2 separate regions of the Homo sapiens genome follow, and region 2 is linked to region 1. Evidence: chromatin loops called from intact Hi-C (ENCODE). Cell type or tissue: K562. All regions are shown on one strand. Links, peaks and the distances in the headings refer to the core of each region. The heading gives the core; the rest is flanking DNA.

Region 1 (7,765 bases), core at 1,666-6,665:
AAGGGACAATTAAATAATTGTATACTGTGTGTGATGATATTATCAATTTACAGAAAAGAAAGTTTCATTTGCTCAACCTTCAAGATTTATGGAAAAATACTAAAGTTGGAGATACGAAATTATGTTTTTATATATATACATATAAAATAATTATGTACATATAATTTTCTCCATATTTATGTTTATGTATATGTATGTTTATACACATATATACATATATACACATATATATACTTCTGTATATATATACACACACATATACACTTGTATATATACACATGTATATATACATATACATATTTTTGTCATATTTCTTAGAAGTTAATAATTATTTTTATATTTATTCCCAATATAGGTTCCCTGAATTACTTGAATGGACAAACACAATCTGACAGTAGTGAATGAATTCATTCTAATGGGAATCACGGACATCTCTGAGCTGCAGGCTCCATTATTTGGGTTCTCCCTCATTGTATACATGTTGTCAGTGGTGGGTAACTTAGGCTTGATCATCCTCACAAAGATAGATTCTAGGCTTCAAACACCCATGTACTTTTTCCTAAGGCATCTGGCTTTCATTGATCTTGGTTATTCAACAGCAGTGGGACCCAAAATGCTAGTAAACTTTGTTGTAGATCAACATATAATCTCCTATAATTAGTGTGCTACCCAACTCACTTTCTTCAGTATATTTATCAGTAGTGAAATTTTCATTCTGTCAGCAATGGCCTATGAACGCTATGTGGCCATTTGTAACCCTCTGCTCTATATGATCATCATGTCACAAAGGGCATGTCAAATTCTAGTGGCAATACCTTATCTCTACAGTGTCTTTTTGACTTTGCTGACAGTCACAAAAATGTTTACCTCATCATTTTGTGGCTATAACATCATCAAGCATTTCTACTGTGATAGTCTGCCATTGATATCTTTGCTCTGTTCAGACACAGAAGACATTAAATTGATAATTTTAATCTTTTCAGCTTTTAATTTGATTTCATCTCTTCTGATAGTCCTTGTGTCTTACATTCTGATCCTTGTCGCCGTCCTCAGGATGAATTCTGCAGAAGGCAGGTACAAGGCCTTCTCCACCTGTGGAACTCACCTGACAGTGATAACTGTATTTTATGGCACCTTCTTCTTTATGTATGTTCACCCCAAATCCAGTCATTCACTTGATATTGACAAAATGGCCTCTTTATTTTATACTTTGATAACACCTATGTTGAATCCAATGATCTACAGTTTGAGGAATAAAGAGATAAAAAATGCTCTACGTAGAACCTGGAAAATATGTGCAAATCATCTATTTAAAATTCATTGTAGGTTATGATAACAATAAATTATGCAATAACAAATAGATACTCAAACTAATATTGCTTTACATTTGTATTGTTGCCTCCATGTGATGAGCAAGAATCAGTGTGTGATAAGCACAGAAATAGATAATTTTATTAATTACCTTTAAATAAAAATCTATCACTAACAGATGACTAATTCCTACTCATACTTTAACTATTAATCAATATTCAGTTTTAAGTTCAGCTTAGGTGCCTTTCCTATGTGTTCTCACATAGAAATTGTTTTCCATTAACTTTTTAAAATTAAAGCTAGGGACTGTATATTTTATCAGTATTTTATTCGGAGTGCCTAGTACACTGAAAGGCAGATGTATAAATAGATTCATATGATCAGTAAACATATATTGTCAAGTTAACCAACATTTCTCTTTTTTTATTTTTTATTTTTTATTTTTATTTTTTGAGATGGAGTCTCGCTATATCGCCAGGCTGGAGTGCAGTGGCACGATCTCGGCTCACTGCAACCTCCACCTCCCGGGTTCAAGCGATTCTCCTGCCTCAGCCTCCCAAGTAGCTGAGATTACAGGCACGTGCCACCACTCCCAGCTAACTTTTGTATTTTTAGTAGAGACGGGGTTTCACCATGTTGGCCAGGATGGTCTCCATCTCCTGACCTCATGATCTGCCCTCCTCGGCCTCCCAAAGTGCTGGGATTACAGGAGTGAGCCACTGCACCTGGCCCAACATTTCTCTCTTTATGAAGCCAATAGAAAATGAGTGGAATGACAAGTGAGTTATTTTGTATGATTGACAGTATTGAGTAAAATGAATATATTAGGTTGGTGCAAAAGTAACTGTGGTTTTTGCCATTACTTTAAATAAAGCAAGTAGCCAGGACAATAATTAATTTTTTAATTGAGACTTTCATGGGATTCCTCTGATGAGATAATATTTAAACAAACACCTGAAGAACTGAGTAAGTAGACTGTGTGAATACTTATGGGAAAGCTATTCCAGGGTGAGAGAACTATTAGCATAGCAGTTTTTAAAAAATAATATGACTTTTATTTTGAAAAGCAACAGTCAAAACGTGATTGGACCATAAAATAAAATTAAGAAATAGAAGATACGTTGAAGATTTGTAATGTAGAACTCAACCAAGTAAAACTATACAGGCCTTTATAAATCTTGCATTTTATCTTGATAAATAAGCCACTGTGGGATTTTTAGCTAACAAGTGTTCTGATCTATCTTTGGGTAATGGATAGCTATGACTGCTGCACAAGTTAGAGGTTGCAGAATACTAAGAATGGAAAGTTGAAAGTCCTGTGGAGGGTTAATTATGATACACTCAGAAGTGAACAGAGGCATTGACTGGGGTGGAAGATTCAGGGGATATGAAGTGTTCAGAACTTTGAATTAAAAAAAAAAATCTTTGTATCAATCTAGAGGTAAGAGACTTAAAGATGAAGATTAATGATAAAGAAAAAGAATGAAAAAATATTTACAGAGCTCACCTAAATATATCCTGAATATTCTCTTCTGCTACCAAATAATATGGAGTAATTGAGATGAGATTTTAACTTCCCATTTAAACAAGAAAAAGAAAATGAAAGACAAAATATATGAAACAGTAGCTTTCATGACACAGATGTCAGACAACTAAGGAGAGTTCCCCCTGAGAGACAGAAAACAAAGCAGTTGAATCCTGTGGTATCTTCCCTTTTCTGTCTTATGAGACTAACCAGACCGGACTGCATGAAGGGCAAACCCAAGTGAAGCTCAGAATTCCTGAGTTTAAAAGACAAGTTGAGAGTCTGCTGGTAGCCAGGGTTTGCAGGACAGAGTACCAAAGATAAGAGATCTGCACAATGGACATTGTATCTTTGCAAATAATAATTCTTAATTATTCAAGAGATGACTGATGAGAATATGCAAAATGAAACCACACATAATTGAAGAAACAATCATCCTAAAAATAAAGAGGAGTGTCCAGCACTCAAATAAAGGCAGGGATTGTAACAATTTATTACATACAGACTAGAAAAACTCATAATTCCTGAGGCTATATGTACAGTATTCAAGATCTTATTCCAGTATAAGAAAATAACCAGCCTTAGACCAATTACTGACCTGGACTCACCTGATAAATAATAAAAGTAATATCTAAAAGGATTAAATTGTTTTCAACTAATTGTATCCCACAACAAAGCTTAATAGTATTCATAAAATACAAAATTATCCAGCAAACACCAAGGCACAATTGGTAATATGTGGGATACATTGAATAATTGTCAGGCATACAAAGAATCAGGAAATCATGATCCTTAATGAACAGAATAACCAATCAATTGAAACTAACCAAGAACTGACATGGGTGTTAGAATTATCAAACAAGGGCATTAAAAGTTTTATAAGTGCATGTCATATTTTCAAAAAGGTAAGTAGGAACACAGAGGACACTACAAAATATTGAATTTCCACAGAGAGATGTACAATGTAAAAGATGAAAAGTACGTGGGATTGTATTCATAGCAGATTAGACATCATAGAAGAAAAAAAACAAGTGAACCTGTAGACATACCAATAGAAAATATCCCAAATGAAACACAGAGAATCAAAATATTTTTTTAAAAACAGAGAACAATAAGCTGAACAACTTCAAGAAGCCAAATATACATGTAATTAAACTCCTCAAAGAAGAGGGCCATTAAAATTATTTAAATAAATTATAGGTGAAAGTTTTCCAATTGTTAAAAATTAAAAACCCTCAGATTCAAGAAGATTAAACAATCCCAGGTACAAACAATATGTAGAAAACTAACTGAAGACACATTGTAATCCAATGTGCTATATATATGTACAAATATATATCTATATATATATATACAGACTATATATGGAATGTACAAATATATATAGCACTTTGAATTACAATGTGGAATACTACATGGCTAATACAATATATATGGAATACTATATGAAATATTCTATACATATGTGGAATATTGTATAGCCATAAAAAGAAGAAAATCATGTCTTTTGCAGTAATGTGGATGCAGCTGAAGGCCATTATTCTAAGCATATTAACACAGGAACAGGAAATCAAATAATACATGTTGTCACTTATAAGTGAGAACTAAAGATTGTGTTCAAATAGACATAAAGATGGGTGGGAATGATAGACACTGGGCACTGGGGTACACTAGAGGAGAAGAGAGAGCAAGGTGCAAGGGTTGAAAAGCTACATATTGGGTGCTATGTTCACTACCTGGGTGATGGGATCACTTGTATACCAAACTTCAGTGATACTCAAATTACCCATGTAACAAACCAGCACATGTAGCCCTGAACCCCAAACAAAAGTGGAGAGAAAACAAAACAAAACAAAATAAAAACAAACACAATTTCACACAGCAAGTGATAAATAAAAACCTTAAGCAGTCAAAACACAAACACTTTGTATACAGAGGAATAAGAAAAATAATAACATTTTATTTCATGTAACATCATTGTTCATTTAGCTTCTCCTCAAAAACATTGCAAGTCAAGATACAGCAGAGCAACAGCATCAAAACACTGAAACAGAATAACTGTCACCTAGGATTCTTTACCCAGGGAATACATATTTTGAAAAGGAATGTGAAATAAAGTTATTTCAGACATATCAACACTGAAAGAACCCTTCATGATTAAACTTGCACTAAAAGAAATGATAAATGAAGCCCATCAATCAGAAGGGAAAAAAATACCAGATTGAAATGTGATTCTAGACAAAAGAATGAACAGCACCAGAAGTGACTACATAGTGATTTCAATAATTTAAATCTATGTGAAAGATAATTATTTGTTTAAGAGTAATAAAAATATACAACAAAGCTGTTATAAAGGAGATGGCAGGAGTGGTTAAATACTGTAAAGTTCTTATTTTATATGTGAAGGGATATAATTACACTTGAAAGTAAACTATTACAAGTAAAATATCTATGCCCTAAAACAAACGCTAAAATAACAACCACCACCACCACAACAAAAAGAGTTGTTCTGAATGTTGTATTCTTCCCAAATGTATATGTTGAAATCCTAACCCCCAAGGTGATGGTATTAGAAGGTAGGACCTTTGGGAGAAACGAGATCATGAGAGTAGATTCTCATGAATGAGATTAGTGTCCTTGTGAGAGAGGACTCAGGGAACTTCTTACCTCCTTCCACTATATGAAGACACAGGGAGAAGACACCATCTATGATCCAGAGAGGAAGACCTTACTAGACACCAAATCTACTGGCACCTTGATCTTGGACTTCCCAGCCTCTAGAATTGTATTAAGTAAATTTCTATTGTTTAGGAACCACCCATTTTATGGTAATTTGTTATAGCAACTCTAATAAACAAAGAAAGTTTTTAAGTCCACAATAAAAAGAACAGAAAAAAGGGAAAATAGAACACCAACAACAAATGGCATTCTCTATGTCTTAATTTAGCCATCACAATAGTTCTGTGAGCTAAGTTTTACTAAAAGTTCCATTTTTCAGATGATAAAAATAAAGGTTTAGAAAGGGTAAATAAATTGTCAGAATTCACCAATGTATTAGGTAGTACAAATAGGTTTCAAAGCCAGGTAATCAAATCCAGATTTCATGCTCTCAACAACTACCCTATATTGTCCCTTAATGTCATTTTTGCCTTTGTTGCTGTCATCCTGAGACAACATAGAGCAAAGCTCCACTTTGGCAGGTGTCAGATTGAAAGAAGAGAAATAGCAGAGAGATCAGTTATAAGATGTACATGTTCTGGGGCTCTATGATTTCTATAATTAATAATACTGTATTGTTTACCTGAATTTGATAAGAAAGCACATTTTAAGTATCTTTGCTACATACACATAAACACTCAAAAAAGAAAAGAGGAAACTAAGAGTGGTGATGGATATGTTAATTAATTTGACTGTGTAATCAGTACACAATATATATGTATAGCAAATCATCACATTGTACATCTTGATTTTATGTAATTTTACTTGACAATGAAATATTTAAATATGATAAATGAATAAAGATCATAACCACTTCAAGCATAGAATATTAATTCAATAATCAATCACTACATCAACACACAGAAATATAAGCTAATCAGTGGATTATCAATGCTTGACTTTGTCAAATAGAAACCATCATGAAATGGTTGCAGAGTATAATTTGTGTGGATTAGTAATAAATTTTGGGGGGGATAGGAGCAATAATTAGCATTAAGTAATCAAGAACAGGCTGAAAAAGAAATAAACAAAGGTGTATCAATTTTAATCAATGATTTCTGTCCTAGGAAGTTCATCCACATTTGAAAAAAGATGATTTAGGAAGATCAGAATTTAGAAATTAAAACAAAAACAATTGACTATTGCTAATGCAGGAGGAAGTCAGCTCAGAATAATGTAAAAAACAGATGTCCCTTCCATGAAAAAGAGAAGTGTGTGGAGGAAGTATTTATTTGACATCAACTTCTGCTTCGTGGACCTGAGCAATTTTATGTGAGTTTCATCAATTTCGGAAAGTTAATTTAAGGACAAGACAATGAAAAACATACTGCCTCTGAAATTGTTGAGCTACTTAACTAATAAAAAAAATGACAGTCATCAGTCTCCAACCTCACGTCACTTAAAAAATTTAAACCATCTGCCTTGAGCCATCATTTGTTGAGCAATCTGTTAAATGCATAGGAGAAGCATTTCTAAATGATACAATGGAGAATAGTAGAAACACTCCATGCAATTTTGAAGGATGGGCACCGTTTTATTCTAAGGTGTGACATATGCATAGAATAAGACGGGAAGAACACCTCCTTCCTCACAGATGTACAGTATATTGGATTTTGTTATGATTAATGTAAACATACAAAAGTTACTCACCACAGTGATTAGACAGATCAAGAGGAAAAATATGCAACTCAGAAATATTTATCAACCTCAAGAAAATAGTGTTACTAATCAATCTATGTAGTTTCTCATTGAAAGAGTTCGTGTAAACAATAAAGAATTAATTGAGGAGTTGGGTATGAAAATTAAGTTTTATTATCTTTAGAATAAGAAATGATTTGTGATTCATTAAAATACTTAATGATTTGCCACAGTCTTTATATTCCCAATTGTTCAATTGTATCTGCATATGATTTTTTTTAATTATAGAAAAGTACCACCAGAGTAGAAAGGGTGGGTGGAATGACAAATTGACAAATCCTTAGATTCCCTGGGCAAAGAGTAAACCACTGGAATCCTACGAGGGAGGGAGTTTTCAAAAATCAAGAAACAGGAAGAGCTACATGCAAATTTCCAGTACATGTGAGTGGTACACTTTAGAGCAAGGAAAAGAAAACCCCTCACAAGGGTATGTAGTATTTCTCTCATTCCCCACTGTGTTATATTTGAGCAGAAGTTTACACTGCATTTAAAGTTAGTGTTATTTTTATAAGA
Region 2 (7,765 bases), core at 1,234-6,233, 49 kb before region 1:
GGGAATGTAAACTAGTACAACCACTATGGAAAACAGTATGGAGATTTCTTAAAGAACAAAATATAGAACTACCATTTGATCCAGCAGTTCCACTACTGGGTATCTACCCAAAGGAAAATAAGTCATATGAAAAAGACACATTCACATGTATAGCAGCACACATTCACACGTATAGCAGCACAAATTGCAATCGCAAAGATATTGAACCAATCTATGTGCTCATCAACCAACGAGTAGAAAAAGCAAATGTGGTATATACACACCATGGAATACTACTCAGCCTTAAAAAGGAATGAAATGATGTCTTTTGCAGCAACCTGGATGGAGCTGGAGATGTTATTCTAGGTGAAGTAACTCAAGAATGGAAAACCAAATATTGTATGTTCTCACTTATAAGTGGGAGCTAAGCTAAGAGGATGAAAAGGCTTAAAAACGATATAATGGACTTTGAGGACTCAAGGTGGAGGGTGAGAGAGGGGTGATGAACAGAAGACTATATATTGGGTACAGTGTACACTGCTTGGATGACTGGTGCACCAAAATCTCAGGAATCACCGCTAAAGAATTTACCCATGTAACCAAAAACCACCTGTATTCCATAAACTGTTGAAATAAAAATAAAATTTATGAAAATGGAAAGCCTTCAAAACCAAAAAATAAAATAAAAATAAGACAAAATTGCATATATTTTCAGGATGAGGAAACTGAACCTCAGAGAAATTAAGTTCTAACCCATGGTCACCACTATGATTGAAGCTTAAACTTTAGGATTTAAGAGCTCTTACCTAGTCTTGAATCATAGTTTTTTCTAAAGCATCATTTTCTGTGTTTTTGTTTTTTCAAAAATTTTATGATAAGAAATTTAACATGAGAACTACCTTCTCAACAAAATTTATGTGTGTGATGCAGTATTAACTATAGGCACAATGTTGTACAATAGATCTCTAGAATTCTTATGTCATACATGATGGCAATTTAGTATCCATTGAATATAAACTCCCATTACCCCTCTCCTCAGCCCCTGGCAGCCCACCATTCTACTCTCTAATCATTGAGAGTATTATAGATATCGCACGTAAGTGGAATCACACAGTGTTTGTCAGTAAAGTCCTCCTGGTTCTACCATGATAACACATATGACAGGGTCTACTCTTTTTAAAGCTGTGTATATACCTCTTATTCGTTTGCCATTAATCTATTAATGCACATTTAGGTTGCTTCCACATTTTGGCCATTGTGAATAATACTGCATTAAACATGGACTACATATATCTTCAAAATCCTGATTTCAAGTATTTTGGATAAATACCCAGATATCGAATTGTAACTGCCAAATGGATTTTTTGCTGACTGCTCCACAGACAAAATCAATTTACTGAGACCACGGCATTGCAGTAAAGAAAAGAATGGAAAAATAAATATCATGTCATCTCATTCATAAGCTGGAGCTAAGCTATGAGGATGAAAATGCATGAGAATAAGCAAAAGAGATGAGGCTTGCCACACCATATGGGAGAGGGAGTTATTACTCAATTCAATCTCCTTGAAGGCTTGAAAGTTAGGTGCTTTTCAAAGATAGTTTGATGGGCAGAGGGCTAGGGTATGGGTGTTGCTGATCAGTTTAGGATGAATCATAGGGATGTGGAAAATGATCCTCATGTGTTGAGTGTGTTTCTGGGTGGGGGCCACATGACTGTTTGAGTCAGAGGTCCAGGTGGGGCCATCCAGCTATCAGATATACAAATATTTGAAAAGAATCTCAAAATGCCAATCTTAGGTTCTACAATAGCTATGTTATCTGCAGGAATAATTGGGGAAGCTGCAAATCTTGTGACTTCCAGGAAAAAATGGCTGGTAATCATTTTACTAGGCCTATATCTTAGCAGAACACAGACTCCTCTCATCCTCTTAACTTGGTGCCTTTGATTAGTTTTACAAAGGTGGTTTAGTTTTTGCAAAGGACTATTATCATTTAAACTATAAACTAAATTTCTCCCGAAGTTATTTGGTCCATGCCCAGAGATGAGCAAAGACAGACAGCCTGTGATGATAGAAGCAAGAAGAAGTCAGTCATGGCAGATTTCTCTTACTGTCATAATTTTGCGAAGGTGGTTTCAGAATTTCAGGATTGTATAGTAATCCTGTTTTTAATGTTTCAAGGAACTTCCATACTATTTTCAATCATGGCTGCACTGTTTTATATTCTTGTCAACAGTACACCAGGGTTCCAATTTCTCCACATTCTTATCAATACTTTTTTTTTTTAAATAATGGCCATAACAGGTGTGTGATGATATCTCATTGTGGTTTTGATCTGCAATAATTAAAATCTCCATATTACCCAAAGGGGTCTTCAGATTTAATGCATTTCCTGCAAAATCCTAGTGCTGGGTTTTACAGAAATAGAAAAAACATCGTAAAAATTATGTGCAATTACAAAAGACTTCAAATAGCCAAAGGAATCTTGAGAAAGAAAAACAAAGCTAGAGGTATTATACTTTTTTATTTCAATGATATTACAAAACTACAGTAATTAAATAGCATGGGACTGGAATAAGGACAGATATATAGACCAACGGAACAGAATAGGGAGCCTGGAAACAATCCCACATGTATATAGTCAAATGATCTTTCACAAGTGTGCCAAGAATACACAATGGGAAATTAAATTGGACCCTTGTCTTATACCATATAAAATAACCAACCCAAAATGGATTAAAAATTTAAACATAAAACCTGAAACTACAATTTCTAGAAGAAAACATAAGGAAAAACTTTAGGACCTTCAGCTTGGCAGTAACTTGTTGGATGTAACATAAAAATACAAGCAATGACATAAAAAGCCAAGTAACAAAACCAAAATTAGACAAGTAGGGCTACGTCAAAGTCAAAATCTTCTGCACAATGAAGAAAACCATCAGCCAAACAAAAAATATTTGTAAATGATATATCTAATAGGGGATTAATATCAAAATATATAAATTCAATAGCCACAATAACAATAATCTTATTTTAAAACTGGCAAAGGACTTGAATACATTTTTTTTCCAAAGAAGACATACAAATGGCCTTCAGATGTATGAAAAGATGTTCAACATCAGTAGTCATCAGGGAAATTCAAATCTGACACATTTTAAACAGAAGCCAAAGAACTCTATTGATTCAATAAGTAGGAGCATGCAGTGCCTTATTCCGGAATCATTTACTTTTTATTATTAAGTAAATCATCATGGTGCTATTTTGAAACAGAAGATAATTGGGGCATATTCCCCTTGGGACATCTCCTTGGATTTCATCAACAGTCAATTACAAAGATATAAACAATCTAAGTTAGCCATATTCATAGAATACCTAAATCTGCATTTGCTGTTCCACAGGTAAGAGAAAATTTCAGATAATTTGAAGAATATTTCGGCAGCTAGAACCTACAATATCAAGAATAACTATGTTTTTTTTTACTAAACTTTTTAGCTGCTAAACACCAAGAACTAAACACTTCAGTTCTGGACTATTACATATGTGAATCAAGTGTATTCATCAAAATATGATTTATTTAGAGTTATGCCTAAGAATTAAAATCCAACACTTACTAGAAAACAATAAAAAATAGAAAATATTGTATTTGTACTTATAGAGATAAATAAGAGTGCTCCTAATAGAGTATATGCTTGTATTTTTCTTATAGATAAAGATAGTTCAAAGGTCATGAATTTACCAATAAATATCAACAAAGGGCAAAAAAACATTTGACTTATTCATTTATCTGGGGTCTTGTATTTTGAAGTAATAAGGAAAACAATCAATACTTATTTTAAATTTATTTTCTGGCTTTATAATCTAGAAGTCACTTCAGATTGCTACTTATTTTATGTTTCTCTAGATTTAATGGCTTAAAAAATACAAATACATCGAGAATCATGTTTTGCTTTACCTTTATTTCCCTGAGGTCAGCAGAGGGGTAAGAGGAAGAGTGTTCCAGTTGCAGAATGAAGCCATTTATGAGGCCATGAAAAAATGCAAAAATTTCATGTACAATGAGAGAAACCTGGGATTGAATCTTGGCTCTGGAAATTGTTAGCTATGAAAGTTGCTATAAAGGTGAAATAAGGTAATGTACAAGAAATGTCTGTTCTTGCAGCAAGTGCTAAATAAATGCCTGTTATTTAGCAAACTTAGTGTTTCGTTATTACATTCACGATATTTAAAGTTTTCTCCCTTCCATTAAAATTTGTTTCATAAAAATAGATTTGCATTAATTTAAAAAGTTGATTCTATATTATTAAATCTTCAAGAATCATAGTGATTTTCTCTTTATAACTCTGAATCTTTGACTATGTGCTAATATTAACTTAATTTTTACCCAATATAACTTATTTTGGCATCTAGTAGAAATGCCTGTCTCACAAGAAATTTGGTTGAAGTATCTTATTTGCACAAAGCAAAATTAAGACAATTGTAATGTAGAAAATGGAATCATGGTAATTTGCATGTTTATTTTTGGCATAAAATGATCAAGTAATTCACAAAACTTCTTCATTCTCCAAAGAATAATTCAGAGACATTTGAATGAGCAGATGAAAAAAATCATAACTGTTCATTGGATTTAATCTTGATAGAATGTAGAACCAACTTAATTCAGCATATTCTATAATCAAAATTATTTTACATATTATATTTTATTAATGCAATTTTCCTTCAATATTTACTCCAATCTTGTGAACAAACTATTAATGTTCTCATTCTATAGACAAGTAGATATAGCAAATCATTTTGCACAATTGCTACAAGTTCTAAAATTCTGGTATTGTATTCCAATGCTCTGTCCCCTGATACAGTCTCTTGTGTATTTGGATGCCCAAAGATTGTTTAAGCCACTCATTTTTGTGTGTTTTAATATTATTTAATATATAAACAGCTTAATACAATTCAGTGGTAAATTAACCAGTAGACCTGATGATTTTAGAAACAGAATAAGTCCAGCCAACTAATGAACGTCCATTTCTTCCATTTGATTCTGCAGTGAGTGGCATGAACACATGGCTGACCAGTTTGTCACTGTCTTCTGATTCACTACTAGAGAATTATGCACTGCTGAATATATGTCGTACAGTATATACAAGAGCACAGTTAACATCCCCTTGAGTCATGGTGTTGTTCATTCTTTTTGTCATAATATGAACTGTAACTTTATGCATATCTTCAAGTTTGTTCTAGATTTCAACATGAAGAATGTCACTGAAGTTACCTTATTTGTACTGAAGGGCTTCACAGACAATCTTGAACTGCAGACTATCTTCTTCTTCCTGTTTCTAGCAATCTACCTCTTCACTCTCATGGGAAATTTAGGACTGATTTTAGTGGTCATTAGGGATTCCCAGCTCCACAAACCCATGTACTATTTTCTGAGTATGTTGTCTTCTGTGGATGCCTGCTATTCCTCAGTTATTACCCCAAATATGTTAGTAGATTTTACGACAAAGAATAAAGTCATTTCATTCCTTGGATGTGTAGCACAGGTGTTTCTTGCTTGTAGTTTTGGAACCACAGAATGCTTTCTCTTGGCTGCAATGGCTTATGATCGCTATGTAGCCATCTACAACCCTCTCCTGTATTCAGTGAGCATGTCACCCAGAGTCTACATGCCACTCATCAATGCTTCCTATGTTGCTGGCATTTTACATGCTACTATACATACAGTGGCTACATTTAGCCTATCCTTCTGTGGAGCCAATGAAATTAGGCGTGTCTTTTGTGATATCCCTCCTCTCCTTGCTATTTCTTATTCTGACACTCACACAAACCAGCTTCTACTCTTCTACTTTGTGGGCTCTATCGAGCTGGTCACTATCCTGATTGTTCTGATCTCCTATGGTTTGATTCTGTTGGCCATTCTGAAGATGTATTCTGCTGAAGGGAGGAGAAAAGTCTTCTCCACATGTGGAGCTCACCTAACTGGAGTGTCAATTTATTATGGGACAATCCTCTTCATGTATGTGAGACCAAGTTCCAGCTATGCTTCGGACCATGACATGATAGTGTCAATATTTTACACCATTGTGATTCCCTTGCTGAATCCCGTCATCTACAGTTTGAGGAACAAAGATGTAAAAGACTCAATGAAAAAAATGTTTGGGAAAAATCAGGTTATCAATAAAGTATATTTTCATACTAAAAAATAAATTATAAAAGGTGAGGGTGATACTCTGCACCTCAATACCAAGAATGTGTCATTGTGGTGTTATGATATATGTTGGTTTCCATCCAGGGTTCCTGGCTCATAATTCCCATAGCCTTTGTTACAGTCTTTTGTTATAATGTTGGGTGTTATACCTCAGGGGCAGGCCTTTTACCTTCTCCTGCCCTCCTTTCACTTGCACCAAGGCTGGGTTCCAATGTCTGCCTTACTGATTGTGAATCTTAAGACTCTCCCATGAGAGAGTCCCACCCTATACCTTCGGGGAGGGAATGCTGATGCCTTGAAGCTTCCATAGAACCTAGGAGGATAGGGTTCAGTGAGCTTCTGGGGAGCAGAACAAATGGAAGTTCCTAGAGGGTGGCATGGTCAGGGAGGGCATGGAAACTCTGCACCCCTTTCCTTATACTTTGCCCTACACATCCCTTCACCAGTGTCCTTTGCAATATCCTTTTCAATAAGCCAGTAATATGTTTCCCTGAGTTTTGTGAGCTGCTTCAGTAATTTAATGAAACCCAAAGAGGGGGTCATGGGAGATCCAACTTGAAGCAGGTTGGTCAAAGTTTCAGAGACCCGAATTTGTGACTGGTGTTGTCAGGGGGCAGTTTTGGGGACTGAACCCTCAACCTATGGGATCTGACACTATCTCTGGGTAGATAGTGTTGCAACTGAATTAGAGGATACCCAGTTGGTGATTACCACGTGGTGTGGGAGGAAGAAATCCCTACCCATTTGATCACAGAAGTCTTCTGTGTTGATGATTGTTGTGGTATGACAGTAGAGGAAAAACCTGGTTAGCAAGAGTTTTCCCTAGACGATAATAAAAATGTTTAATTTATTAGTGTAATCCTGTTTTTTTTCTTGGACGTTTTAAAATAAAGATCATAAGTGACCCTGTACCTATGCTGTTCTTACATGTAGAAAAATCTGTGTCATCTATTTTCTTTATGTATGTATACATATACATATGTTCACGTATACATGTACATACATGCTGATAGTCATTGATATACACAAAAATGCACATTCACAGGCATTTATGTTTGTAACCTTTACTTAAAAATGTGTATTGTTTTCTTTCATCTCCATATAATGAATATTTTGAATATTTTGCTAAAATATGATTAATACATCTAAATCACACTTCAAAAGTATAAATATAGAGCATATCCTCCCACAGAATATTTCTACATAATACATCTGCATTTATTTTCTCCTGTTTGGAGGCTCTGTCCTCTGATATTATGTGATTCCTTACTTCAAAAGTCAAAATTAAGTTATGGTCATTGATATTCATCATATGTGTGTGCAAAATCATGCAAATGAGGACAGCCCCTGTGTGCATATGTGTGGCGTGTGTGTGCTTGTGTGTATGTTTTAGAATAGAAGAGATCTTTAAACACCACTTAAAATCAGAAAGATTGTTTTCATTCTTTAAAAATTGTAAAGTCTGCATGACAAAAAGTACCAAAAATATAATAAAAAACCAAACTACAGACTTGGGAAAATAGATACAATCATTCATTTGTTGAGTTAATTCATAATAAAATTTATAGCACAATGCATAAAATA

The links. A loop is a pair of places that touch in the nucleus more often than their neighbours do. Peaks named below come from ENCODE experiments on the same cell type or tissue, not always from the same donor. Only the 100,000 strongest peaks of a DNase experiment are listed, where the experiment ranks them.
Region 2: a loop joins it to region 1, with 4 times the contacts of the local background. A loop is called at or near these places in 2 of 110 quality-filtered maps.

Annotation. Positions count from the first base shown.
Region 1 is chr11:56,181,896-56,189,660 of GRCh38, reverse strand. It overlaps the pseudogene OR8V1P. Among named protein-coding and RNA genes, the nearest start is that of OR5J2, 9.2 kb to the right of the region's middle. In K562, for the core only: no CTCF peak of the experiment used is centred there; no DNase peak of the experiment used is centred there.
Region 2 is chr11:56,230,520-56,238,284 of GRCh38, reverse strand. OR5T2 (olfactory receptor family 5 subfamily T member 2) reads left to right here and starts at 4,030. Exons shown (of 2, transcript NM_001004746.4): 1 at 4,030-4,108; 2 at 5,021-7,003. The coding sequence starts at 5,223. The coding sequence ends at 6,179. In K562, for the core only: no CTCF peak of the experiment used is centred there; no DNase peak of the experiment used is centred there.